6 separate regions of the Homo sapiens genome follow, and regions 2, 3, 4, 5 and 6 are each linked to region 1. A link is a contact called in ENCODE Hi-C data. All regions are on one chromosome and are shown on one strand. The core of a region is the stretch at or near the end of the contact, and the rest is flanking DNA. Distances in the headings are between cores, read along the strand shown.

The links. A loop is a pair of places that touch in the nucleus more often than their neighbours do. Pooled maps may share reads with other maps.
Region 2: a loop to region 1 is called in a pooled map, with 14 times the contacts of the local background. The contact joins the promoter of IPPK here to the promoter of RNF20 in region 1. A Hi-C loop is called at or near these places in 4 of 50 pooled maps.
Region 3: a pooled map shows a loop between it and region 1 (12-fold over the local background). The contact joins the promoter of TMEM245 here to the promoter of RNF20 in region 1. A Hi-C loop is called at or near these places in 4 of 50 pooled maps.
Region 4: a loop to region 1 is called in a pooled map, with 21 times the contacts of the local background. The contact joins the promoter of CTNNAL1 here to the promoter of RNF20 in region 1. A Hi-C loop is called at or near these places in 5 of 50 pooled maps.
Region 5: a loop to region 1 is called in a pooled map, with 19 times the contacts of the local background. The contact joins the promoter of ABITRAM here to the promoter of RNF20 in region 1. A Hi-C loop is called at or near these places in 5 of 50 pooled maps.
Region 6: a loop to region 1 is called in a pooled map, with 9 times the contacts of the local background. The contact joins the promoter of FANCC here to the promoter of RNF20 in region 1. A Hi-C loop is called at or near these places in 2 of 50 pooled maps.

Annotation. Positions count from the first base shown.
Region 1 is chr9:101,532,070-101,536,412 of GRCh38, forward strand. RNF20 (ring finger protein 20) reads left to right here and starts at 1,784. Exons shown (of 20, transcript NM_019592.7): 1 at 1,784-1,845; 2 at 3,329-3,483. The coding sequence starts at 3,355. It also overlaps a transcript of PGAP4 not described here. RefSeq lists an enhancer at 1,526-1,655.
Region 2 is chr9:92,667,929-92,672,271 of GRCh38, forward strand. IPPK (inositol-pentakisphosphate 2-kinase) reads right to left here and starts at 2,203. Exons shown (of 13, transcript NM_022755.6): 1 at 1,980-2,203. The coding sequence starts at 2,060. LOC107987095 (a long non-coding RNA gene) reads left to right here and starts at 2,434. Exons shown (of 2, transcript XR_001746837.2): 1 at 2,434-2,745. RefSeq lists enhancers at 1,305-1,474, 2,215-2,664, 2,675-2,724, 3,479-3,773, 4,031-4,200 and a silencer at 1,995-2,174.
Region 3 is chr9:109,116,954-109,121,296 of GRCh38, forward strand. It overlaps TMEM245 (transmembrane protein 245), which reads right to left and starts at 2,994. Exons shown (of 18, transcript NM_032012.4): 1 at 2,382-2,994. The coding sequence starts at 2,960. RefSeq lists silencers at 2,324-2,433, 2,784-2,953, 3,094-3,143 and an enhancer at 2,624-2,673.
Region 4 is chr9:109,011,302-109,015,644 of GRCh38, forward strand. CTNNAL1 (catenin alpha like 1) reads right to left here and starts at 2,198. Exons shown (of 19, transcript NM_003798.4): 1 at 2,001-2,198. The coding sequence starts at 2,141. TMEM245 (transmembrane protein 245) reads right to left here. Exons shown (of 18, transcript NM_032012.4): 18 at 3,834-4,343. RefSeq lists an enhancer at 1,386-1,889 and a silencer at 1,551-2,440.
Region 5 is chr9:108,932,116-108,936,458 of GRCh38, forward strand. ABITRAM (actin binding transcription modulator) reads left to right here and starts at 2,285. Exons shown (of 6, transcript NM_017832.4): 1 at 2,285-2,450; 2 at 3,523-3,574; 3 at 4,193-4,322. The coding sequence starts at 2,372. It overlaps ELP1 (elongator acetyltransferase complex subunit 1), which reads right to left and starts at 2,009. Exons shown (of 37, transcript NM_003640.5): 1 at 1,749-2,009. RefSeq lists an enhancer at 1,252-1,481 and a silencer at 2,232-2,511.
Region 6 is chr9:95,315,409-95,319,751 of GRCh38, forward strand. FANCC (FA complementation group C) reads right to left here and starts at 2,301. Exons shown (of 15, transcript NM_000136.3): 1 at 2,118-2,301. RefSeq lists a silencer at 1,653-1,972.

The DNA.
Region 1 (4,343 bases), core at 534-3,033:
GACCGGCCTAGCCAACATGGCGAAACCCCATCTCTACTAAAAATACAAAAATTAGCCAGGTGTGGTGGCGTGTGCCTGTGATCCCACCCACTTGGGAGGCTGAGGCATGGGAATTGCTTGAACCTGTGAGGTGGAGTTTGCAGTGAGCCGAGATTGTGCCACTGCACTCCAGCCTGGGTGACAGAGTAAGACTCTGTCTCGAAAAAAAGAAAAAAAAAAAAAAAGAAGAAGCCACTACTTTGCTCTAAGCAATGTGACCATGCAAAAATATAACCCTTCTGTTGCAAGATCATCAACATTTTTTAGAGAAACTGATAATTTGGATTTTTATGTAAAATAGCCATATTTTAAATGTTGGCAACTAAGTTCATTTTTGTTCTTGTTTTTAACCACGCAGGACAGCCAATACTGTCTAAAATAAACAAAGCATAACTGTTGGCTAAATGCAGTCTGTGAACCTCTAGTTTTCTGGGCTAGAAAAACCATTACTTGCCATTCAGTAGTTCTATGAATGAAAGGCTTGCTAAGAGTAGAGGAACCAAAGAAGATGAGAGAATGAGTGTCATTGTCTCATACAATGCTTTTCGGCAGGTGTGTCCCCACTCACATGTTCTCAGGCTCCCACTTCACGGAATGAAATGTGAAGTCCACTTGGGGCCAGTTAATTCTTTCCAAGATAGTCAAGGTGTTCCACTGCCAGGCACCAGGAACACTTGTTTCCCTGGTGTTGACCATCTTACTTCATTTACAGGTAAGCCCTAGCAGGTACAGGGACAAAAGTCTTCACACTAACAGAAATCCAGTGTAGATTAGCTTCTTTTTTTCCCAAGATGCCTAAATTCTATTTTTTAAAAAAGATATAGCGATCATTCTTCCATTTCTAGACCCTTAGCTGACGTCATTAGGTAGTTTATCATAGTTCTGCGAGACATACAGCTTTTCATTAATAGGTTAGATTAATTACCGTCCTATCATTAAAACGCATTTAGTTTAACTGAATGGAAAATAGCAGTTTGTCATAAACTTAAAAAAAAAAATCAATGCTTAATTAGCTTAAAATAGACTAGTACTGAGATCAGAGACTGATTGGCGTTTATCTTTTCCCTGGACAATTTCTTGTTCCCAAAAAAGCACAAGGGCAGTAGTTGTCACTCCTGCTTACGCATTAGAATCTAGTGGATGGAAATGCGGGGTTTGGGGGGAGGAGATGAGGGGAACGCTTTTTTAAAAAAGCTTTTGTCCAGGCCAAGTGATTCTAATGTGTAGACAGGGCAGAATACCGCTCCCTGTGCGGGGGAAAAAATCCCCAACATCTGAAATTCCTCAAATCCCTCAGATTCTCTCCAGAACTCTTCATTTCAGCACGTAGGGGTACCAACGAACAATTTTCTGAGGTGTCTGAGGCTAGTCATGTCCCCGGAGATTGACGGGACCGTCAGCCAATCGGCCGTCTGAACGAGTGATGGCAACCCCAATGACAAGCAACAGAATGAGGAACTTTATCCCCGCAGAAAGACCAGATCGCAGTAGCAAAGGTCAACAAGTCAACAAAAGCCAAGGGCTCTCCGTCAGGCATCAGCGAGGCCCGAGTACTCTTAGAGGTCGTAGCCAGGAGAGGGTCCCGCGCTTGCCCAGCGTTGCTAGGGAGGCGGCGCTTGCTCAAGCTTCTCGTGCCCTCTCCGTACGTCACTTCCGCCCGGCGGGGTCTCATAGTCCTATGGGCTGGGTTGAAGCCACTTCCTTTTTTCTTTCCCTTTTTCCTCTCCGTGGCCCCGCCTCCCGGAAGTTCTGCCTTGTCTCCGCCGCGGGTCAGGGGTGAGAGCTGGAATCTCTGCACGGGCCTTGGTGAGTAACTGCTGCGAGTTCTGTTCCCGCGCGGCGCCAGTTCAAAGAACTTAGGTTAGATCACGCTTAGGGCCCAACAGGACTGTGCCAGGCCTCAGGAGTCTCCACCCTCTCCAGTTTTGGGGCCGTCAGTCTCCTGGGCCTGCAATTATCCACGCTGAGGCTGAGGTCTTTGGCTTTTAGCGAGTTGGATTGCAGCCTTGTTCTGCTTCTGTGTCTTCTCTCTCCAGGCGAGGTCCTACTGAGGTTGTTGCCAGCGATAGTCCTCTCCTGGAGCTTGAATTGGAAGCAGAGTAGTCTTGTTAGTCTCGGTGATGGCTGCGTTGTTTCCTGAAGTAGCCAAAGTGCTTTAGCATCCATTCCGCCTCCTTTGAGCACCCTGGGAGGTAGGCAGGGCAGACGAAAAATATATTCGTTAATATTGTGCAGTTGAGGAAACTGAAGCTCTTGGCGAATTCACTGTTTCAAAGCAACACGGCCTCTAACAGGCAGAACTGAAATTCGCACCCAGGTCTAACTAACGTAGGGTTGCATAAAACAGTGGAGAGAGCGTTTGGAAATAGGGAAAACACTGCAAACGTTAAAGAAGAGCTGGGGTTTCTGAGTGCTTACTTTGTGTTCGGCTTTGTGCCAAATTCTTTCTATAATTATATCATCCATTTTATTTTATAATAAGCATAGGAAGTATATACTGTGGTTATTTATTCCTGGGTTAGGAAACTGAGGCTTAGAGATGATAACTGACTTGTCTAGTACTAATGACTTTAGTAGGCATTTCACAGATCTCTTTCAGCTCTGTGATTCTTTCAACACTGTAGTATTAACTTCTGGCATAATCAAACTGCCCTTTTCTGATTTTGGCATTACAGGAAGAGAGATTCCAGAACTTTATTTTTGGTCTCTTCACCCTTTGCCCATTGTCTCATTTCTTATCACCATTCTTATCACCATCCTATTTAGAAATTTATAGTCATGTAAATTTAGCCTTGACTTTCTTTTTTTTTTTTTTTTGAGACGGAGTCCCGCTCTGTTGCCCAGGCTGGAGTGCTGTGGTGCGATCTCGGCTCACTGCAAGCTCCGCCTCCCGGGTTCAAGTGATTCTCCTGCCTTAGCCTCCCGAGTAGCTGGGACTACCGGCGCCCGCCACCACGCCTGGCTAATTTTTTGTATTTTTAGTAGAGACGGGGTTTCACCGTGTTAGGCAGGATGGTCTCGATCTTCTGACCTCTTGATCCGCCCGCCTCGGCCTCCCAAAGTGCTGGGATTACAGACATGAGCCACCGCGCCCGGCCCGCCTTGACTTTTACTCTACAATTTAATTTTTTTTTTTTTTCCTCAAAGAGAAATATGGAGATGGTTGTGGAATTAATGGATCCAGGTTAAAGGGTTGGCCAGAAAAGTTGCTAGTTTTTACTCTATTGTTTTACTCTATTGTTGCTTTGCTTACATATATTATGTCAGTTTCTGCCTTTTTTTCTATCAGGAAAACGACTGTCTTCTTCTGCCAAAATGTCAGGAATTGGAAATAAAAGAGCAGCTGGAGAACCTGGCACCTCCATGCCTCCTGAGAAGAAGGCAGCTGTTGAAGATTCAGGGACCACAGTGGAAACAATTAAGCTAGGAGGTGTCTCTTCAACGGTATGAGGAAACAGTGCCATGAAAGTGTGCTTGTCTTCTGTCAGTTGCAACTTGAAACTAAAAATTCATGGAAGCTTTCTGGAGTATGGGGAAGCTATTTGAAAAGAAGAGGGAAATAAAACAGGCTGAAAGTAGGTAAAATGATGTGGTAGTCAGTTCTAGAGGAGAGGTAGATTGATAGTTGTTCTTTGTTTTCAAGGTGTACTTATATTCTTTCGAGAATCTGGGAAGGTGGTGCCTGATACAACATTAACTATAGGTATTTAGCAGTGGGAAGATACACATTTATTTTTCATTCACTGAAAAAGTCAGTACCAGATTCTAAGAGACAGTTTAGCAATCATTGAGAGTATGGTGAAGAGTGAGAGTCTGAGACCAGATTGCCTGGAGTTGACTCTGAGCTGTACCACTTCCTAGCTGGCTGACCTTGTGTTATCCTTCCTTTGCCTGTTTTCTTGTCTGTAAAATGTAATTAGAGTACCTGCTACATTAGATTTTTATGCATATAAAATAAGAGTCCCTGTTAAGGGCTAACACTTTGCATTTAATATAGTAAATAGTCAATAAATGGGAGGCATTCATAGCTAATATTGGGCTAGATAATATAATGGTGCATAACATAGATATTATCCTTGCTCTTATGGAGCTGACAAAATGAGTATTATATACCAAAATCTCATAGTAATGTTATATATCTGTTAGACATCAGAAGTTTACAGGTTTTGATCTACGTCAAGATTTTGCTTTTTTGAAAATCAGACATGGGGATGTGATATTAAAATGTTTTACATTTTGTAAAATGCTTTACATTTGTATGGCTTGCAAAACCACATCTATTGCTTATTTGATTTTGAGGCTGA
Region 2 (4,343 bases), core at 953-3,452, 8.9 Mb before region 1:
CTAGAACAGCCTGGTGGCTGTAGGTAAATTTGAAAAGGTGAAAGAAAAAATAAACAATCAACCTGGCGTGGTGGCTCACGCCTGTAATCCCAGCACTTTGGGAGGCTGAGGTGGGTGTCACTTGAGGTTAGGAGTTGGAGACCAGCCTGGTCAACACGGTGAAACCTCATCTCTACTAAAAATACAAAAATTAGCTGGGCACGGTAGCGCATGCCTGTGATCCCAGCTACTCGGGAGGCTGAGGCAGGAAAATCGCTTGAACCTGGGAGGCGGAGGTTGCAGTGAGCCGAGATCGCGCCACTGCACTCCAGCCTGGGCAACAGAGTGAGACCCCGTTTCTAAATAAATAAATAAATAAAAATAAACAATCATTACAATCAGAGCTGTGCAACAGGGTAGGGCCAGGCTGCCCTGGAGATGCCTACTCAGGGAAGGGGGTGGACACATACTTGTCTGGAACGTGCAGAGAGATCCAAGTGCCAGAGGCAACTGCGTCAAAGCCTCTGCTCTTTCAACATGGGTGTCCTTTTGCTCCAAGCCTGAAACTTGCTGCTTCATCTGCCACTACTTTTGAAATTTAATGTATCAGCCCTCACTAAAGAAAAGTCTTAGGTTTACCTAAAATGCAGAGATACATCTAATCTTACCAAGGAATTGGAAGATTAGTATTTGTTTTGGGAAAGGATTCAGGGGATCAGCACAGTAACCCAACAACAAAAGGACTCACGCAGAAACATCCCTCACTTTGCCAATAGTGGACTACACAAGAGAAGGACAGCTTTAGGTTAGCCTGGTCCATTATTAATTCACCTAAAGATCTTGAGCAAAGCTTGTAGTCTCTGTTCTTTAGTTCCCTGTGCTAATGAGCAACAAAATCCAAAGGCACAACCTAGGGGCTACCTGGGTGTTTGCAGCTTACACTACAGCTGACCAATGCACCCAGCATAGGAACAACAGAAGCAAGGCAGGACTCCACTGCCTACATCATCCCTGACAAGCTGTTCGACTCGGGCAATGCCCTTAACCTCTCTGATTTTCACTTTATTTATCTGTCCAAGGGATGACAATTATCACTTGCTAAGCATAACTTGATGGGTTCCTGCGTAACTGGTCTTTGCAACAATCCCACAAAGTGAATTCTACTACTAGTTCCACTTCACAAATGTAGACACTGAGATTCCTGTGCCTTTAACACCCATGCTCTAACTCCTCCCTACATGACACCTATCCTCGCCTCCCTCACCCCCCTCCCCCGTTCCAGCCGGCCACATTCCTGCGTGGTTGTACCAGACAGCAAAAGGTCAGAGAGATCTGGGCCCTCACAGAAACCCACACGCTTCACTCTTGGGATTCACCTTTGCGAGATCTTACTGCAGTTTCTAAAACTTTCACCCTCGTTGAATTCAGGTGAAAGCCTTCAAATTCTAAAAGGTTGAGAAGAGGACCTGTGGACAACATCCCCTTACTATTAACAGCACAGCAATTCCGTAGTCTCACGAGGCTGAACTCTTTTGGTGCTGAGAGTAACAGCACTGTGGGCACTCTGCTTCTTCCTCCAGTGCTGGCCGGGCCCTCCGTCCCAACCAAGCCTCCACCCCACTGCGGCCTGGCAGTCCGGCGGGCATCCAGGCGGGAGGCGGCACCGCGTGAGGCTGAGCGCGGCACCGACGGGGCGGGGAGGGGGATGTGGAACTGACTCTGACGGGGAACGGGAATACTGAGGGGACGACAGACCGGCCAGGAGAAGGATCTGGGGCAATGGGAGACTGACCCAGTAGAGAGGGGATACTGGGGTGATGAGGAACCCAAGCGGTAGGGGGGGATGCTGGAGGGTGGGGGAATTCCGGAGACCGGCCGGGGAGGAGGAAGGTACTGGGGGGACGTGGAACCGACCCTGTTGAGGAAACGGATAATGGGGGCGGGGTGATACCGGCCGTCGGAGTGAGGTACCGGACCTGCGCCGCACGTCCACCGCTCACCTGCGCGTGGGCCACCACCAGGCTCTTATTGCCCTCTCCGTGGTACCCCCATTCATTCTCGTCCATCTTCCCCTCTTCCATGCCCAGGCGCAGCCCTGGCGCCTCGCGGGCTAGGACTCGGGGACGCGAGCTGGGGGCCGCCCGCCTCGCTGGGAACCAGCCGCTGCGGTCGGGGGAGGAGCGCCTGTCAGCTGCCGCCCCCGCTCGACCCCGCCGCGGCGACTAGCAAGCTGTGGCCGCCGGAAGCCACGCCCCCGGCGCCTGCCATGACGGAGTCGGGCAATTCCGGGTTCGTGACACTTTCCTCACACCGATCGCGACGGTGGATGGGCCGGCGGCCATCTTAGGTACTGGTAGAGCGACTCATTTCCGGAACGCGGTCTTGGGAGCCGGAAGAGAAGCTTCCGGCCTCGGCGCCGGATGTGTAGCTGGCGGAAGGAGCCGGCGGCTTTTCGGCGCCCGGTAGTGACCGGCAGTCCCCGGGTAGCCAGGGTGTCTGGGTGTTGGGACCGCTTAGTCGCGAGACCCCAGCAAACCTCTTGGCGTCTCTGAGCCTCAGCTTTTGCTTCTGTAGAATAGGGTGTACTCATCGTACATTTCATGGGAATACCTAACGCAGTCATTTGGATGGTCCTGTGAGGTAGAAAACATTGTCCAACGTTCTACGCGAGGAAATGTGGCTGGGCCACAGGACTGGACTCCCCAGTCCCGCTTTTGCCTGAAGACTTCGAGGGACGCAGTTGGAGCGCAAGGCTCCTGCTTGGCGGTGAGGCAGAGGGCTAACGACCTTCCTTCTCCTAAATTCACTGATGCGGCGGCAAGAATGGCACCGCCTCGTAGAGCTACCGCATTTCCCAAACTCGTAGTCTCAGGACCACTTTATACTCATAAAAATGAGGGCCCCAAGCTTTTGCTAATGTGGGTTACAGCTATCGATGTTACCACATTCTAAGTTAAAATGCTTTAAAGTTTTTTGTTGTTTCGTTTAAAAGTAAACAGCCGGGCGCGGTAGCTCACGCCTGTAATCCCAGCACTTTGGGAGGCTGAGGCGGGCGTATCACCTGAGGTCAGGAGTTTGAGACCAGCCTGGCCAACATGGTGAAACCCTGTCTCTACTAAAAATACAAAAATGAGCCAGGTATGGTGGCGCAGGCCTGTAATCCCAGCTACTCCGGAGGCTGAGGCAAGAGAATCATTTGAACCCAGGAGGCGGAGGTTGCGGTAAGCCAAGATCGCGCCATTGCACTCCAGCGTGGACGACAGAGTGAGACTCCATCTCAAAAAAAAAAAAAAAAAAAAAAGTAAACATTACATTCCACGCCCACCACCAAAATAAAGGAGTGGTATTGTTTTACACTTTTGCAAATCTTTTTAAAATCTGACCTAATAGGTTCTCACATGTGCTTCGGCATTCGGTCTGCTGCAATATATTGCATTGGTTGACATACACATTGTGAAGAACATCTGCAGTTATGTAGTTCACAAAGAGAGGACCTGCAGACCCAACTTTGAGAACGGCTGGGCACCTTGCCAGGCCTTGGGAATTGTAGTGAAATCAGGCCAGTGACTCAGGAAAATGAGCTGAAGGCTTTGAGCATCTCTTTCCTCCATTTTAGGCCTCAAAAGGGAGGCTGGGGCAGGGCATGGTGACTCATGCCTGTAATCCCAGCATTCTGGGAGGCCGAGGTGGGCGGATCGCTTGAGCTTAGGAATTCCAAACCAGCCTGGCAACATGGTGAAACCCTGTCTCTACAAAAAATTAGCAGGGTGTGGTATCTGTGCCTGTAGCCCCAGCTACTTGTAGGGCTGAGGGGCTGAGGCGGGAGGATCGCTTGTGCCCGGGAGGTTGAGGCTGCAGTGAGCCGTGATCAAGCCACTGCACTCTAGCCTGGGTGACAAAGCAAGATTCTGTCTCAAAAAAAAAAAGTGGGGGAGGCTGGGTGTGGTGGCTCACGCCTGTAATCCCAGCACTTTGGGAGGCCAAGGCGGTGGATCATGAGGTCAGGAGTTTGAGACCAGCCTGGCCAATATGGTGAAACCCCATCTCTACTAAAAATACAAAAATTAGCTGGGTGTGTGGTGCACGCCTGCAATCCCAGCTACTCGGGAGGCTGAGGCAGGAGAATTACTTGAACCCGGGAGGTAGAGGTTGCAGTGAGCCCAGATCGTGCCACTGCATTCCAGCCTGGGCAACAGAGCAAGACTCCGTCTGAAAGAGAAAAAAGGAGGCGGTGGGGGGGGGGTGGTGGGGAAGCTGGGTGGGAGGTGGCTCAGGACCCTCCACAGGGATGGTTGAGAAATGGGGGCAGAAACAGCCACTCCTGGAGGTAAGTAGCTCCCAACAGAGAGAGAGGACCTTAGGGC
Region 3 (4,343 bases), core at 1,744-4,243, 7.6 Mb after region 1:
CTCAGATTGACCTGAAGGTTCTTTCAAATTTAGCCCTTCTACCACTCCCTACTCACAAATACTTAACTCATACTTTTATGTTGAGTTTGTTTTTTTTTAACCCTCTCTCTTTTTCCTTGCTCCCAACACTTGAGCCAAACAGCTGAATTTCAAGGTTTTTTTGGTTTTTTTTTGAGACGGAATTTCACGCTTGTCACCCAGAATGGAGTGCAGTGGTGCAATCTTGGCTCACTCCAACCTCTGCCTCCCGGGTTCAAGTGATTCTTCTGCCTCAGCCTCCCAAATAGTTGGGATTACAGGTGCCCACCACCACACCCAGCTAATTTTTTTTTTTTTGTATTTTTGGTAGAGACGGGGTTTCACCATGTTGGCCAGGCTGGTCTTGAACTCCTAACCTCAGGTGATCCACCCGCCTCGACCTCCCAAAGTGCTGGGATTACAGGCGTGAGCCACCGCGCCCGGCCAATTTCAAGCTTTTAAAAAATCATTAATTAGTTTGACCTTCTTTCTCCCACTCCCAGGTCTAATCAGTGTTGGCCCCTACTTCTCTTCCACTCATCCACAACCCACAAATGAAATACAAAGATGAGGGTTTATCTTCAGTAAAAAGATACTCAAAGGTATACGCCGAGCTGTGGATGTTTCTTTACAAGTGCTCAACTCTTTCCACTGAGTATCTGAGAGAGACTGGTAGAAATGCCTCATAATCATGCCAAATTACTTAGGTATTCAACTTCTTACTCTAGCATGAAAATATACTATTTACATGTGGCAGGCCTTTCTTTTCTACTTTCCTATAGTTTGATGGATATGCTCCTTGAGCAGTATCAACAGTCAAAAATGTTAGCAGAATCTATAAATGTGTCTTTGACAAAACTGAATTTCTTCAGGAAAATAACCAAGCTTATTTTTCTTAGAACATAGTGTTCTGCCTTCTAGCTAAGAAGCATTCGATCCACTTAACTGAATTGTGAAACTGCAAGATAAAGGATAAAGAGCGCTGAACTGGGCCTCCATAAAAGTGAACCACAGATTTGCTCATGAGCTGTGTGACTTTGGACCAATCACATTCTCTGGGCCTGTGGCCCACAACGGATGAGTCATGAACATTTATCTGTATGTCTGTCATCTCCATTAGAATATGTTCATATAGGATTATATGTACCGTGAAGACGGGACCTGTATCTTAGTCCTTTTTTAAACCTCTCACAAAGCCCAACACCTAACATATGCTCGATCAACTTTAAACATGAACCAAGAGGTGGTATTGAGGGAACAAGAGAAGAAGGGTGTTTTGGGTCATTCATCACTCTGCCAATAACCTCAGGCAAGCCAAAACACCGCTAGACAGATAAGGGGAATTAATATTTTCCAACTTAATGACGTCAAGGTACACTGAACTTTATTTCACTGACAAAAGAAGTGAATCAATTTGTAAATGGTACTGTTTATGAATCAATTGGCATTCTTACGCACTAAATCTCCACTTGTTTTTAACAGTCTCCAGTTAAATATGTGGATAATTAACTAGTCCACAATATAGTCTGAGTTAGGAATTGTGTCACTAGATTACCTTTGAAATCTTTCCAATTCTAAAGCTCCCTGGTTTTGTAAGAGTAAGCTCAGGTTAATCCAAGCATCACAAATCTACGTCTCTCCCCTTCACGCGGTCAGCTGCTTTACTCCAGGCGGGAGGAGGTGTGCTGTGGTACACCAGTCCCTGCACAACAAAAGCAGTTACCTAAAAGTAAAGCGTGGAGAGGAAGAAGCACAGGCAGCTCAGCACCCAGTGCCTTGCACAAATTATACAGGAATCACCTGAACTGAGAGGCAGCACCAGCCAGTGAAGCAAGCTTTGTTTTAGGACTTGTAAGAAATCTAAGACACCCAAACCCCTCTTTGTCCCTAAGTAGCCCTAGCCTGGTAAGAGGTCACCTTTCCTATCTGCAGGATGGCAAGTTGGCCTAGAATCTCTAAGGTCCCTTCCAGCTCTGACATTCAGATGCGCAGAACTGAGGGTGGCCGAAGCACCCCCGCCCTCTCCAACCAGAAGTAAAACCAAGCCCCACTGCCATGCTCTGAGGCCTCTCTCTGCAAAGCGAAATAACGATTCTCAATCCAGGGCACTGTCCCCCTAAGAGGGCCTATTAGGATTGAAACAAGGCGAAAAGCAGGGAGGCTGTTTCAAATCACGCCCGCCCCCTTTTTGGAAGAATGTCCGCCAAATTCCTGAGGTGTGAGAAGGAAAGCGGAGACGGACGGTCACTGCAGCACAGGTGTGGCCCCTCGTCGCCCCTGCACCGGGAGGAACAGCTGCAGGATTGCACCCCAGAGCGCCGGGACCACGGGCGGGGGACGGGGGCGGACTGCCGCTCACTCACCCACAGGCTGCTGAAGTAGTCCAGCCCGCGGCAGATGAGCGTGGCAGCGTGCACCAGCAGCACCTGCACGCCCAAGTAGCTGCCGAGGCAGTAGAGGCCGTACAGGAGCGGGCCGCCGGCGCCGAGCAGCAGGAGCAGGCGGCGGCGGCGCAGCGCCTGCTCGCCCAGGGCCTCGACGCCGTAGTCGACGAAGCAGAGCGGCAGGAGCAGCGCGGCCAGGACGATGGGCGTGTGCGCGCGGTGCAGGCGCTGCAGCCAGTGGCGGCCCAGGCGCGTCAGCGAGCTCTTGAAGGGGTGCAGAAAAGTGCCGCATAGCACGGCCCAGAGCAGCGGCCGCAGGAAGGCCTCCAGGATGAAGTAGACCAGCACCGCGGCGCCGCAGCACAGGCACACGAACAGCACGGCCCCGGTGTTGTAGAAGGCCTGCTTAATGGGCTTGTCGAAGCGCAGCGCCAGCGCCGCGGTCCGCGGGGTCTCCCCGCCACCGCCACTCGGCCCGACCGCGCGCGGGACCCGCGGCGCCGGCCCGGGAGAGCTCCGCAGGCTTGGCGCGTCCTTAGGGCCGCCGCCGTCGGCCATCGTTCCTCCGCCACAGCCGCCCCCGAGGGGCGGTAATGGGAGTCGGGCTAGAAACGCGGGCGGGAGGCAGGGCGGGAGGCGCGCGAGATTGTGGGAGTTGTAGTTCCCCGCTGGTTTACAGACCCACCAAGCGCTTGCAGGAAACTACAACTCCCGAAGGGGAAATGGGGAAAACGCCTCCGCCTCCTTGGTGTCCGCAAGGTCCTGCTAACAAGTTTGCAGGGTCTATATCTTCCTGGAGGGGGGGGGGGGGGGAAGCTCCTTTCACTCATTCGTTAATGTCAATTTCTCGCGAGGCGAGATCCCAAAAGGCGCCACATTCAGATATTAAAACCCAAGCTGCATACTAGAATACCGTGGGGGAGTACTTTTAAAGAACCAATGCCCCGATTCTGTTTTACTGATTTATTTAACAGATATTTTTAAAGTGTTTTCTTTGGTGTATCTGACAGGATTTTAAATAGAGATTACCATATAACAGGCCCTATTCTAAGTGGCTCACTCCTATTAACTCATTTAATCCTTAGAACAACCCTACAAAGAAGGTGTTATTATCCTCATTTTACCAACAGAAAAACTGAGACAGAGCCGTTAAGTACGCAGCCAGAGTCACACAGCTACCAAGTGGCACAGGCAAGATTCAAACTCAGGGATTCTGGCTCCAAAGGCTATACTTTTATCTACCATAGTATTTGGCCTGAGGAAAGAACTCTTGGCATTTTTCAAACGTTCCTCATAAGCCTGTAATTTGCAGCCGCTGTTGACAACTGTTTGTGCAGGTTTCGCTGTGGACGCAATCTAAACTCTTAAAAGAGTCGTAGATCAAAGTCTCAAACTGCCACTGTTTCTTTTTGAGACTTGATGTAATGTCAGTTAAGCCCCCAATCTCAAGTTTTCCTCTGTCACATGGCGATGATAATAATAATAGCTTTTGCTTTAGGGTTATTGTGTGGGGGAAGGGAAACTCTGGGGCGGTACAAGGTGCTTCTGTTCCCCTATTGGAAAAGTGCTGGGATCCAAGCCTGCTACCCATAAAATATCCCAATCAACATTTTGATTTAAAAAAAAAAAGAAAGCCTTGACTGAGTACTCAACATGTGATTGCTTCAAACCTTGCAAGTTGTCCCTTTCCTGTTTCAATAGTATTCCTATTAATTTCTACATAATTTTTGTTTCCCTTCTAAAGCAGACAAGACAGGTAACATAATCCACAGTTTGCAGATAAAGAAACTATTGCTTGATAGATTTGGAGACAAAGGGATTTAGTAAAGGAAGTAAAGGAAAAAGTAATTCCCTATCCATCTCGATTGTAAGTTTTAGGTCTCAGTATTTCAGATGGCCTTTGGAGTTTTATAACCAAAACGCAGGTTTAGTCGCTCACCA
Region 4 (4,343 bases), core at 948-3,447, 7.5 Mb after region 1:
CTGTAGATACACAATGTGTGGGATGCAAAACCTCAGCTGTGACCCTGAACAAGGCTTTAACTGGAAAAAGAAAAAAAAAAAAAGGCAGGCATTCTTCCCCTTTGGCATTGACCTCTAACTCTCAGCAGTGATTTATACTTTTCTTCCTCTGCTCTCCTACCCTTCTCTGGCTTCTTTTACCCCAGAGTTACACAATGCAGAGCTGTAAGACTGATACATTTTTAGCAGTGGATACTGTGAAAAGTTGCCATTTCTCCAGATTATGACTTTCTAGCTTGTTTTTCCACTATGTACCATCTTTTTCTCTAGATCTCATTACTGCTTCTAATCTCTAGAGAGGACACAGCATAGTGTAGCAAAGAGAACCTTCTGGAGCCAGGGTACCTGGATTCAAATCCCAGTTTGGCACTTATTGAAAGCCCTAACAACAAATTATTTAACCTCAGTATTCCTCAGTTTCCTCTCCCATACCACGAGAATATATACCAACTTCACATGATTGTTATGAGAATTAATGAGTTAATATTTACAAAGTGCTTAGAACCTGGCCTACCACATAGTAAGCATTACATAGGTGTTATTTAAAAAATGGATAAAATACTATCAACTTGAACTCCATCACTCTCTTATCTCTCTGCCTCTTAAAACTGCTCCAGTGTTTCTCGTTTTGGTTGTGTTGTGCTAGTGGAGATAGGCGAGGAGCGGAGGGTCTGACATTACTGAGGGATCCCAGTGCCCCTTCCCACTGGTCAGAGCCTCAATGAGACACAGGAAAAGGGAAGGAGAGTGTCAGATATATTCATCACTGCTCCGTTAGCCATGCGAAGGTGAAGAAAATAGGGATGTTTATTTAACCAGCATAACAGGAATCCAGGGACATGTGTAACTGCTGTTTTCAAATATGCGCAGGGCTGGGCAGGAGAAGAGATAATAGCATTTAGAATTCTATGCAACAGCTACAGGCTCCCCTTCACTGAACATGTTTAAGCAGGGTACTGGTGGCCAGGTGTCAAGGATGCTAAAGAAAGAATTTTTAGTCAGATAATCTTTAAGATTTCTTCTACCTCTAAAATCTTGGTAATCCTAGTATGAGTCACGAAGTGGTTACAACCTAGATGTGAGTCACACATCGCCAACGCGCTCCCGAAGGCACAGAATTCACTCCCCACAGTGCTTGGCATCTTACCACAGACCTAAGTGAGGAATTCTAGCCCTGAAGCTGCATATAACCCAGCTCAGAGAAACAAAAACTTTCCTAAAACTCAGGGCGTCGGTTAGCTGATTGGCAAATACAGTAACGCACACATCCCAAACGGGACTTGGCAAAACGGTGTGCATCTGGATTAACTGTCATACAGTCTCCACGTCACTCTTCCACGAGGCCGGACAGAAGCGGGCAGAAGTGAGCAGCAGCAGGTTCAGGGGAAGGGGTAGGGTGGCCGGGATGAATGGGAGGCCAGCGAACTGACCTACGGCGGGGAGGGACAAAGGATCAGGGAGCGCACGCTGGGCGGGGAGGCCGGGAGGAATACCCCAGGCGGAGGAGCCGGGCTCGGGACCAGGCTGCGAACTGGTGACAAAGTCGGTTATCGTGGAGGGCCCTAAGTACCAGCGAGGGGCCCCGCGGGGGTCCTCTCTGCCTCGGGAGCTGGGCTCAACCACTCGCCCCGCGGAGGGGGCATCGCCCGGCCGGGGGCACCCGGGAGCCGCAGACCCGAGGCAGGTACTGGGGGCAAAGGCCCAGGCCGGCACCCCCGCCCCGCAGCCTCCCCTGCTGCCGAGTCCACTCAACCCTGCCGCCGGAGTTTGGATTATCCAGTCTCTCGCCGCCCGGGCCGAGGCCCGTCCCGGAGCCCCACACAGGCGGTCCGACAAGAACGCCGCAGTGCCGGCGCGGAAAGTGGGGCAGCGGCTGCCTCCCGTCCGGTCGTGCGAGCGGCGGCCGCCATCGCGGGCCGCGGCGGGAAGGAGAAGAGGGGCCGCGCCAGGCGCCACTTTACCTGAGAAACCAGCGGGAGTAGCGTCTGCTCCACCGAGCGAGTTTTGATCTCCAGTCCCGAGTCGAGGGCGAAGCCCGAAGAGCCGGAGCCGTAGACTGCTCCGGCGCCGCCAACGCCGGCGGGTCCGGGAGAGGCGGCCATGGCCCTCGGTCTATCCCGCAGCCGGGACTCCGCGCCGCGGCGAGCCTGCCGCCAGTCAGCCCACCCGCCCGAGGCGGCGGCGACAGGACACTCGCGCCAACCGAGACCCCGCCCCCAGGGGCCCGCCCCCCCAGGGCTCCGCCGCCAACCCTGCGTCCCCGACGCCCGTCACCGTATGTCCCCGCCCACCCCCGGCCTCTGCCCCGCCCGCGCAGTCCAGCCTGGTGTGGGCTCCCTGCAACCCCACCCCCTAAGCCGGGTCCCGCCCCCACATGGCCCCGCCCTTATCTCTTCTCAGACCCCTTCCATGGGTTCCAGGCACCTTCTCGCCAGGGTGGCGAGGAGAAACAAAACACATCTGTCACACAGCCACATGGCCTCCTCTTACTTGGACAGACAAGCGTCCCCAGCAAAGCTTCCCGTCCTCTCGATAGGTGACTCGTCCTAAATCAGCTCTGAATTCCCGCAAAGACTTCTGGAAGCTGTGCTGGGGTTGAAACTGGTAGACCAAAACCAGAATCAAGTCTGTTGGGAGGGGCCTTTCCCCTGGGACGGGAATTCCAGTGGTAATGTCTTCCTGGGGCTTCTCCGGAAGGTCCAATTTCCACTCCACCCTGCTCATTCTTTCACCATGTATTTCTCACAAACACTTTGAGCTGGATTGAAGGGGAAACATTTGATAATGCAATCATTAATGGAGTATCTGGGTATTCGGCAGGAAGTCAGTATATCTTTCACACTACTGTTTAGACTTATTCAAAAGAAATTTAAAAGAAACATGAAAAAGCCTCATCTACTGTTCAACACTACTTCTTAAAACTATTTTTCGAAGTTTTTTCCTAGTGCCAGGCACAGAGCAGTTTCTTCATAACTGTTCATTGCATGAAAACACCAAGTGTGTATTTCTGACAACTCACTTGAGGGGAAGGGTAAGAATCAGTTCTGTAAGCACAACTCTGAGCTCGCACAGAGCCCCACGATGGGGGCGGGGAGCTGAAGACTCCTATTCTAAGGTCTCCAGGAGCAAGGCCAAAAGGAGGTTGTCAGCAGTATGCACGCCGTGAAGGAATTCCAGACTTAAGCAACAGACTGAGAAGCATGAAAAAATGTTTTGTCAACTACCATATCTGCCAGTGAGAACCTGTCAGAGTAAAAAAGAATCTGAGGCTGGCCAGTCCACCCGGACACCTTGGCCTGGATCATTTCTTCTTCCATAACACCAGATTGATGAGCTGGGTACATCAACCTGAGGCATAAGAAAGCTCTTTCCCAAGCACCGTTGAAAGGCGCTTCACAGTGCTTCAACCTGTAGCTTCAGCTTCATCAATCTACCAGTGCTGCACAGCTGTCTTTGGTATTGAAGATAGCCAAGCTTCAGCTTCTTTTTCTTCATTCAAAAAGGACAGGTCCTCAATCCAACTTTTTCTTCCAATTCTTCTCAGCCAACCATCTCACCACTTCCTTACCTATCACAAGGCCACCTTCCCCTGTGCACTGAGGGCCCTTGACCTCTTTAAGGCGCCCAGTGTCCACTTCCTGGACACACCTTCCCTTACGAAGTTGACAGTATCTCCTAAGAATTCAGTGTACACAATGGTGCCGGAGGAAATGGCATAACAGAAGGCCTAAGAGACGGATGGATTCATGAAACTTTGGCTTCACAAAAGATCAAGTTTTTCAACACACAGGAGATTAAGTTTACCACATGATTCATTCAACACTAGTAATTTTATTTCAAAATATAAATATTTCACATTAATAAAGAAGTTACATCAGTAGGTTGTCAAAGCAAGTTAGCTAAGAAACAGCATTTGTGTGAGAACAGAGGGTATTTATTGTATTCGAATATTCTTTTTTACTTTTGAATTGCCTCCTTCACCTGAGAACCCAGGGATGATACATTTTCAAAGAGTTATGTAAGCAATTACAACTCTATATCAAATCTTAGTTCAAAATCAAATTGTACTGGAAATACACTTCAGTTACCTAAATAAGTGGCACTGCAAAGGGCAAAGAAGGGTTTTCTTTGGGATGGCTACAATGAGAGTTACATCTGCTGGGTCTCTGCAATAAAAAATAAATGATATTTGATAATAAGCCAAAATTATCAGGATTTGCTTCCATACTTTTCACTGTAAAATAAAAAGCTAGCAAAAAGCTAGTAAGAAACCAGATGTCTAGTAAAGAACTCTGGACTTGGAG
Region 5 (4,343 bases), core at 1,035-3,534, 7.4 Mb after region 1:
GGCACCCCACATATGTATGACATAGAAAGAATAAAGATGAATCAATCCTAATAGTACACAGAAGATAATGTCAAGTGTCATAGGAATTATATAATATATAATGTGGGATAAGAGAAAGGTAAGTTTATATATGATGGAAGTGAGGAAGACAATGATTTTAGTAAGTTTTGGTGACAATTATATTCAAGAACTGCTAGAAATTACTTGAACCTCTAACATATCATGCAGGTTTTTTTGTTTTTTGAGACGGAGTTTCGCTCTTATTGCCCAGGCTGGGGTGCAATGGCGCGATCTCGGCTCACCGCAACATCTGCCTCCCGGGTTCAAGCGATTCTCCTGCCTCAGCCTCCGGAGTAGCTGGGATTACAGGCGCCCGGCACCATGCCCAGTTAATTTTTGTATTTTTAGTAGAGACAGGGTTTCACCATGTTGGCCAGGCTGTTCTTGAACTCCTAACCTCAAGTGATCCACCCGCCTCTGCCTCCCAAAGTGCTGGGATTACAGGCCTGAGCCACCGTGCCTGGCTGCGTTTTTCATCTTTAAACATCATAAAAACGCCTCAAAACTAGTTTCTCTGAAATTTCACACCCATCAGCCTTATTCCCTTATCTTCTCGGAGGAAGACTTCCCTCCACTTCTTTCCAGGCTAGGAAAGGAATATCCTCCATATTGCCACAGGACCTAGGCCTATTAGTACTCTTTCTTGGACATCTGCAACCTCCAACCTTCCTGCCTCCACTGATTCAAACTCTTCGCAGTTCTTAAATGTGCTAAAGATCCCTCCACACCAAAGGTCAATCGTGGATTCTCTCTTAATTTCCTGATAACTGCTTCATTTTCTTCCCTTGCTCCTTCGACTATCCACCTCTTGGCTAGACATCACATGCATGATTACATATACCAGGTAGATCACCAATACGCTGATTAGGCCTAAATGCCTAGCCCTGACTGAATTAGCCCAAACTTACCACTAAACCCACATTTTCAACCTCCTGATAGAATCACAAGCATGTCTCACATGCACATCAAATGCGACCTGGAAAGCAAAGAACTTGCTATTCTTCCCCCAAATGACAGTTCCCACTATTTGGGGACAGACCATTTCTACTCTATGTCCCCAAGCTGAAAAACTGTCTTTGCTGCCTTTTTGCTTACTCTTCATACGGATCTATTCATTGATTAGTTCCGTGGCTGTCAATATACAGTTGAATTCTTTACGATCCGGTTTGTGGCCTACATCCAACACCGACTGAGCACTTGCTAAGTACTGGGATCTGAAGATTACTCAGCCACTGTCTCCACGGAGATCATCGTTAACGGGAGAGAAAGCCACGTAAAACACCACGTTAGATGGAGAAGCACAGAGGACACCACCTCCACGAAAAAGTCTCACACGCGAGAAAGGACCCGCACCACAGCACCCGAGCCTCTATTAACCGCCGCCTTCCATCGTGAATTAATACTCTCGCTTTCAGCGTTATTATCAACCCCCTGCAAGCAATCAAGAGGCTGGGTTAAGTCCGGCTGGAGGGGCAGCAGGCATCCCTGGGCTGTCGCGCCTCCCAGCGCCCCCGATGGAGCAGGTGGCAAGGCTGCAAAAAGAATTTAAGGCTCTAGGAAAGAGGTGGTGCAGCCCGCACTCCAGTCCCCGGCCCGCAGCAGGCAGAGGAGGCTCCGGGTCTCCTTCACCCGGACACCGCCGGCGGAGAGGTCCACTCCCGTGCCCCTACCCTGGATGGATCGCTTACCTGAGGACCCCCAAACAGAGGTGCGTCCGGCCTCGCCTCCCCAGCCACGCGCAGCCGGCTACCCAGAGTCAGCTCCCACAGTCCGCACCCAGAGTCGGCTCCGAATTGCGCACGCGTCTCTGTCCGCGGCTCCCGCTCTCTCTCCGACGGCACTAGGCCTCCAAGGATGGAGGCGCCCTCCAGGGGAAAACGCTGAAGCGCTGCAAAGAAGCCAGCGACTCAATGGGTGCGTCAACTAGGCAGCCGCAGCACTGGGAGTGCGGCGCGGGAGTGACGTCACCAGGCGGAGGGGGCGAGGCCGGGCCCGCTTCTGGTCACTTACGGCGGCCGGCCTTCTTTGTAGGCCTGGCACCGTAGAGGTAGAGGAGCTACATTGGCCGCGTCCCCTGTCCCTCTGCCCTCTTGCCCATCTGCCCAAACTTTTGTATTTGATCTCTGTTTTGATGTCGAACCCCAAAGCACTGTAATTGGGGGGGGCGGGGGGGGGGGTGGAACCTGCGGACCTGAGAGCAGCGCGCGTGCGCACGACACGCGCTGTGCGCCGGAAGAGCACGCCCAGTCCGGGCTGCGCGGAGGAAGCGCTGGGGTCCCGGAGGGCGGGGGTGGCGGCGCCGGAGGTCGCCATGGCTACCGAGCCCGAAGCCGCGGAGCCGGTGGTGCCTTCGCTCGTGGATCGATACTTCACTCGCTGGTACAAACCGGGTAAGTGCGGAGTGATGTTGATCCCTCCTTGGCCGCACTGGCCTAATGCTGTGTAGACTATGTTGACAGATCATAAGCCACGCGCGCTCTCCCTGGCTCTCCGTCCCCACGTCAGAAGGCACTGGACTTCTGTGTTCCGTCTAGCCCCAGGGAATGGCATTTGCAAAGACCTGGTGGCCTGAAATACTTCAGGGCGCATTCTGGGGCCGGCGATTGCAGTGCGAGCTCTAGGGTGTTGCTCGCAGTAAGATGAGTACTCTAAACGGAGGCCCCAAAGGTAGGCGGAGGGCTAGGTTGCAACAGTCCTTAAGTGCCTGGAGGGATTGAGGGGCTCACTCTCACAGGGAGTAGCGATACATAAAATTATTTAAATGATCAGATCGAAACTAAGGTAGAGGCAGTAGGGATGGCGAGAAGAGGGTGGGTTAGATTAGAGACATTTAGAAAGAAGAAGAATCTATACATTTACCTTAAGAGACGCCATCTGCCACTTAGAAGTAGGTATTCTTTTTGTACTGTTTTGTGTAAGCAGAACCAGTGGTGGGAGCATCGTTGGGGACTCTCCTTTCTTCCTTTCATTCAGTGATAATGGTTATACTCAGTTTAAAAAATATATATTGTAGCATATTTTCTGTTGGCCAAACATAGGGTGACCAACCTGTCCTAGTTCACCCATGACTGAGGGGTTTCCCAGAATGTCGGACTTGCACCAACATCAGGACAGTCCTGGAAACCACCAACAAAAAATATATATCATAAAGAACGGGATGCTAATTGCATTTTCCTAGCAAAAATACTACGTGTACTCATTTTGAAGTGAGTGTAAAGTAAGATGGAGCAAGGAGTTAATTACCTTAATGTTGAATAAATTATTCTATCTGGGCCAGATCTCTTTAAATACTTTCTAGGAAACCTTTAGGTATGTCTTTTTGAGTAATGAAGGGATACCCGTGATCAGCATGCAGCATGTATGTGTCCAGTCTTCATTATCAACTATATGACCCAAAGAAAGTACCACATAGTGGTAGTAAATATTGATTTCAGCCACCAACAGACTCATGTATTCTTCTAGATGTCAAAGGAAAATTTTGTGAGGACCACTGTATACTACAGCACTCTAACCGGTAAGCAAATTGGGAATTTTAAATTATCAAAAATTTTTTTTTCCTGGTATTGTAGCCTGGTATGGTCTTGTGGTCTTGGATTGAACAAATGTTCACTAAACAAACATGCATTAATTATCTTCTACTGTGTTGAAATGGTATTATTATAGGAGTTTGTTTGGCAAGAATGAGTATTCCAGTGCCTGGCCACTCTGAACATATAAATTTGATTACTCAAACATCCAAATGGAGGACCACATCATCAGCTGCTACTTGAAGTGGCCAGTCTGTGCCCAACTACTGAACTGTTCAGAGCCCACAGAAAGGGCTACGGTAGAGACATGTATGGTATCTCGTATACACAGGCATGCCTTATTTCTTTGTCTTCTACCCCAGTGCTACCTACCTAAAGACCTCTGGTACTCTTCCCTTTCCTGGGAAAGAAATTCAATCTTGTTTTCTCTTTTATTATTGTATTCTCTATTCTACAGTTATGCCCCAATAGTAGCCAAAGGAAAAAGGGGGAAGATGATAGTTTGACTAAACAAATACCAGTTCATACATTCTTGTTCCAATAGGAGTTATGGGAGGAAAAATTATTCCAAGCAATCACACAGGATCAACTTTTTCTCCTTGTAGAATATGTGTCATCACATTGGCAGAATCTCATCCAGTTCTTCAAAGTGGAAAAACAATTAAAAGCATTTCCTATCAGATCAGTACCAACTGTAGCAGACTTCAGAACAAGGTCTCTGGGAAATTTAAGCGGGTATGTTCCTGTAATTCTGTG
Region 6 (4,343 bases), core at 1,051-3,550, 6.2 Mb before region 1:
GAGACAGGGCTCTCTCTGTTGCCCACGCTGGACTCGAACTCCTGGGATCAAGTGATCCTTCCGCCTCCGCTTCCCAAAGTGCTGGGATTACAGGCATAAGCCACCATGCTCTGCCTGTTATCTGAATTGCCTTTCCTTCTCCACTTCTGCATTTTTATTAAAACATTGCAAAACTTCCAAGGTGCTTCTCCTGTATGTATTTTTTCACATTAAGTCAATCACTCAAGATCCACAAACAAGACAGAGAATGCACATATCCCAGCCTAAAATAAAACTTTTAAAAATCATTTGGTGCTCATTTCCAGCCCGATTTGAGGCCCTAACACTACCAACTTGGAACTACCACTCATGTGAGTTTCCTCTGGCTCTCTCCATGGCCCAGATAATCAATCCAACTTTCTACTGGCCAGGCTGGCCTCCCTGTAGCTGGTTCTCATAAACACGAAATTTGTATAATTGTTATTGGAACTACCTGCTGAAATATGGAACTGGTTAAAAGTACCATTTGTTTTAAAATGTACATGCACAGTTGCACATACATGCAGCAACACATCTTCCACAACCAGCCAATCAATCAAGTTAATGCTTTTTATTAGAGGACAAAACAAAAAATACCAATATAGAGCCTGCTTTTCTTTTCTGATGCCTTGGTAAACGTTTTTGGAGAAATCAAGAGAAAATATGACCGAATAAAGCAAAAATAAATTCGAATGTATAATATACAAAGTATAATTAGTCCAGTTCTCAAGAAGCAGGCTCTATTACTGGGAGTAGTGGGTTGGTGAAAAAGATCTCTGATATATCTAGGAAAACAAATTCTTTTTCGATGCAGCCTTTCTTGTATATGAATAATGTATATGAGTGCTTATTTCCAGGTGACTCTGGTACAGCACATAACATTGAAACATCAATTCAAGTTTAATGTATAAAGTCGCAATGAACATGTTTTCCATCTAAGCTTAGGTAATGAATGATCTCAACACATGGTATGAATTCTACTGTTTGTAACAACCTTTCAGGGGAGTAAGGAGAAAACGATCTGTCTGAGGGCATATCACTGACAGTGAGTGACAGCCACAAAGAGCTGAAGTTGGGTGGCCCAAAAGTGCTCTGCTCATTTGATAAATGCTAAGTCAAATCACATCACAGTTTAGATGCATTAAATGGGGCACAAGTTAGAATAAAATCAGATGCCCGGGAGTTTTCCAAGTTTCAGATTAGAACAAAAGTCCAGGCACATACAGGACTTTGCTAGAAAACTCCTTGGTCTCTTCCCTTAAGATTCTGGTACCCAATTTCCCATGTTATAAAACTCCAAGTCTTTTCCCCCATTCGGTGCGCTGGACACATAAGATCATAGAGGGTTCGTAGTTGTAAACGCACCCACCTAAAAAATTAAAAAGAGCAAACCAACAAACAGCACCTGAAAAATCTCTCACGGGCTTTGAAGATATGGCCTGGCGTCCACAAAAAGAATGGAGGGAAGACACTGGCCTCTGCGAACCCGCCTCCCTCCGGGAATAAAAGGCGGAGGGCGGGAGGGGTAACAGCCGCGCCCCGGGCTCCTCTAATTGGACCTCGCCCCTCCTGGCGCCCCGGCGAATGGGGTTTGGGGGCAGGGGTGTGAGGGACGGGGAGGACGAGGCCAGCTGTAGAGGGCGACCGGCTCAAAGGGGCGAGCTTTTCACGGCTCCCACGAGTCCGAGGCAGAGAAATTCACCTTTGCTCCTCTCCTTTGAAGAAGACATAGCTGCCTGCGCTCAATGAACAAAAAGAACCAAAACGCCAACACCCGGCTCCCGCCTCTCCGGGGGCTCCCTTCCGCGCGACCCCAGCGCCGGCTCCCGCCCCCGCTTTCCCCGCCCTGGCCCCGCCCCGCGGGCTGGCACCGCCCGCCACCTTCCGCCTCCCGCCTCCCGCCTCCCGCCTCAGCCTTAGCCACAGCCCTGCGCCGGCGGGAACCCCTCTCGCCCACCGCAAGGCGCGCCTGGCCCACCCGCTCTCGCGAGCCTTCCCTCTTGCCCCTCGCCTCCTCCTCCCGCTCTCGCCGCTGACGTGTCGGCCAGACCCCCGAGGGAAGCCTCCGCCCTCGCTGCGTTCTGCGGCCTGCCGCTTACCGGGTGGTCCTCGCGGGAGCTGCTTCAGCAGTTTGGGCAGTGGCGGAAAGGAAGCCACCGCCCGGGATCTGTGGCTTGAAAATTTGGCTTTGCCTCGTATTGGCTTTTTGAGTTTTTTTGGAATTTTCCCGCGGTCGCCCGGCAGTGGAGCCGCGCGCGCGCACACGTGTCAGCAGTGCATTCTGGGGCCTGGCTAGCGGCCCCGCGCGCTCCCGCGGCGTCGCGGGAAAATTCCGACGAATCTCGGGTCCGTGGGGCGGGGCGGGCGCGGCCAGGGCTCTGGCGGAAGTGGGCCCGGCTGGGGCGGGTTCTAGGCGAGCGGAGTCGGTACTGCTCCAGTGTTCCCGGTTTCGCGCGGAAGCCCCGGCGGGAGCAGGGTTGCAGCAGCGCCCGCGGAGAAGGGGCGCTGGCTTCTTCCATATTCTGTTCAAAATGTAGGGGAGGTAAAATGGAAATTAGTTCTTTTGAAGAAAAGTTGAGGCTTTGTCAACGGGGTAAAACCTCTAAAATAAGATTTTCTAACTGCGTTCTAAACAATAGCAACAAAAAAGGCATCTTCAGTTAATGATTTCCCCTACCGTACATTAGTTCCATACAGTGTTTGGTCGGGGTTCAAATCAGTTCAACGCTGTACATAAACCACCCAAACAAATATTAATAAAATTTTCTCCAAACTCCCATTTATGACAATGGCATTAGCTTGTCTTGGTGAATTTTTTTTTCTTCTAGGATCTGACGACTTAAGCTTTAAAATGTCTTAAATCAATGCCTCACAACCATAAATCATAATCATAAAACTACAGCTTAGGTCGGGCGCTGTGTCTCAGGCCTGTAATCCCAGCACTTTGGAAGGCCAAGGCGGGCGGATCACGAGGTCAGAAGATCGAGACCATTCTGGCCAACATGGTGAAACGCCGTCTCTACTAAAAATACAAAACGTTTAACCGGGCGCGGTGGCGGGCGCCTGTAATCTCAGCTACTCTGGAGGCTGAGGCAGAATAGCTTGAACCAGGGAGTCAGAGGTTGCAGTGAGCCGAGATCGCGCCACTGCACTCCAGCCTGGCGACAGAGGGAGACTCCGTCTCAAAAAAAAAAAAAAAAAAGCTACAACTTCACATATACGTTCAAAAACACACTACAGGCCGGGCGCGGTGGCTCACACCTCTAATCCCAGCACTTTGGGAAGCTGAGGCGGGTGGATCACCTGAGGTCAAGAGTTTGAGACCAGCCTGGCCAACATGGCAAAAACCCGTCTCTACTAAAAATACAAAAATTAGTGTGTACTCCCGGCTACTTAGGAGGCTGAGGCAGGAGAATTGCTTGAACCCAGGAGGCGAAGGTTGCAGTAAGCCAAGATCGCACTACTGCACTCCAGCCTGGGCAACAGAGCGAGACTCTGTCTCAACAAAAAACACCACAAAGCTGTGTGTGCTTGTAATAAAAATAGCTCTCAAGTATTTAAACATGTCCAACTATTCCTATGGTGAAGAAATACCCGTTTTACCAATGAATACTTTCAATTCAGAGACTAATTTGCAGAGGTTATACATTTATAAGTGATACAATAAGTATATAGCATAGCAATAGCAACAATCTGTTTAAGAATTAAAGGTAGTTAAAAAAAGGAACCGATCCAGAGGTTGAGACAAAACTGGCAGAATCTGCAACTACATTAAGGAATTCGGTGTTTACATCCATTCTCGAAACTATTCCATGCCAGTTAAGGAAGTCGGTGCTTTTTGATTGTTTTTTAATTTTAGATTCGGGGGTACATGTGCTTGCTTGTTACATAGGTATATTGTGTAATGGTGGGGATTGGGCTTCTGGTGTACCTGTCCCCCAAACATTGAACATTGTACCCAATAGCTAATTTTTCAGCCCTCACCCCCTTCCCACCCTCTCCCTTTTTGGAGTCCCCAGTGTCTTGTTATTCCCATTCTTATGTACATGTATACCTATTGTTTAGCTCCCGCTTATGAGAACATGCAATATTTGATTTTCTGTTTCTGAGTTTGTTCACTTAGGATAATGTCCTCCAGCTCCATCCATGTTGCTGCAAAGGACATGATTTCGTTCTGTTTTACAGCAGAGAGGTCGATGTGTTTTTGATGTGTGCATAGTGTGACATGGATAAATCAAAAGCAAGTCCTGGGTAGGGAAATACATGCCTGAGGGGCACTCATCGTGGCACCTTGACCATGAGAAAGTCACCTCTGTGGTAACAAA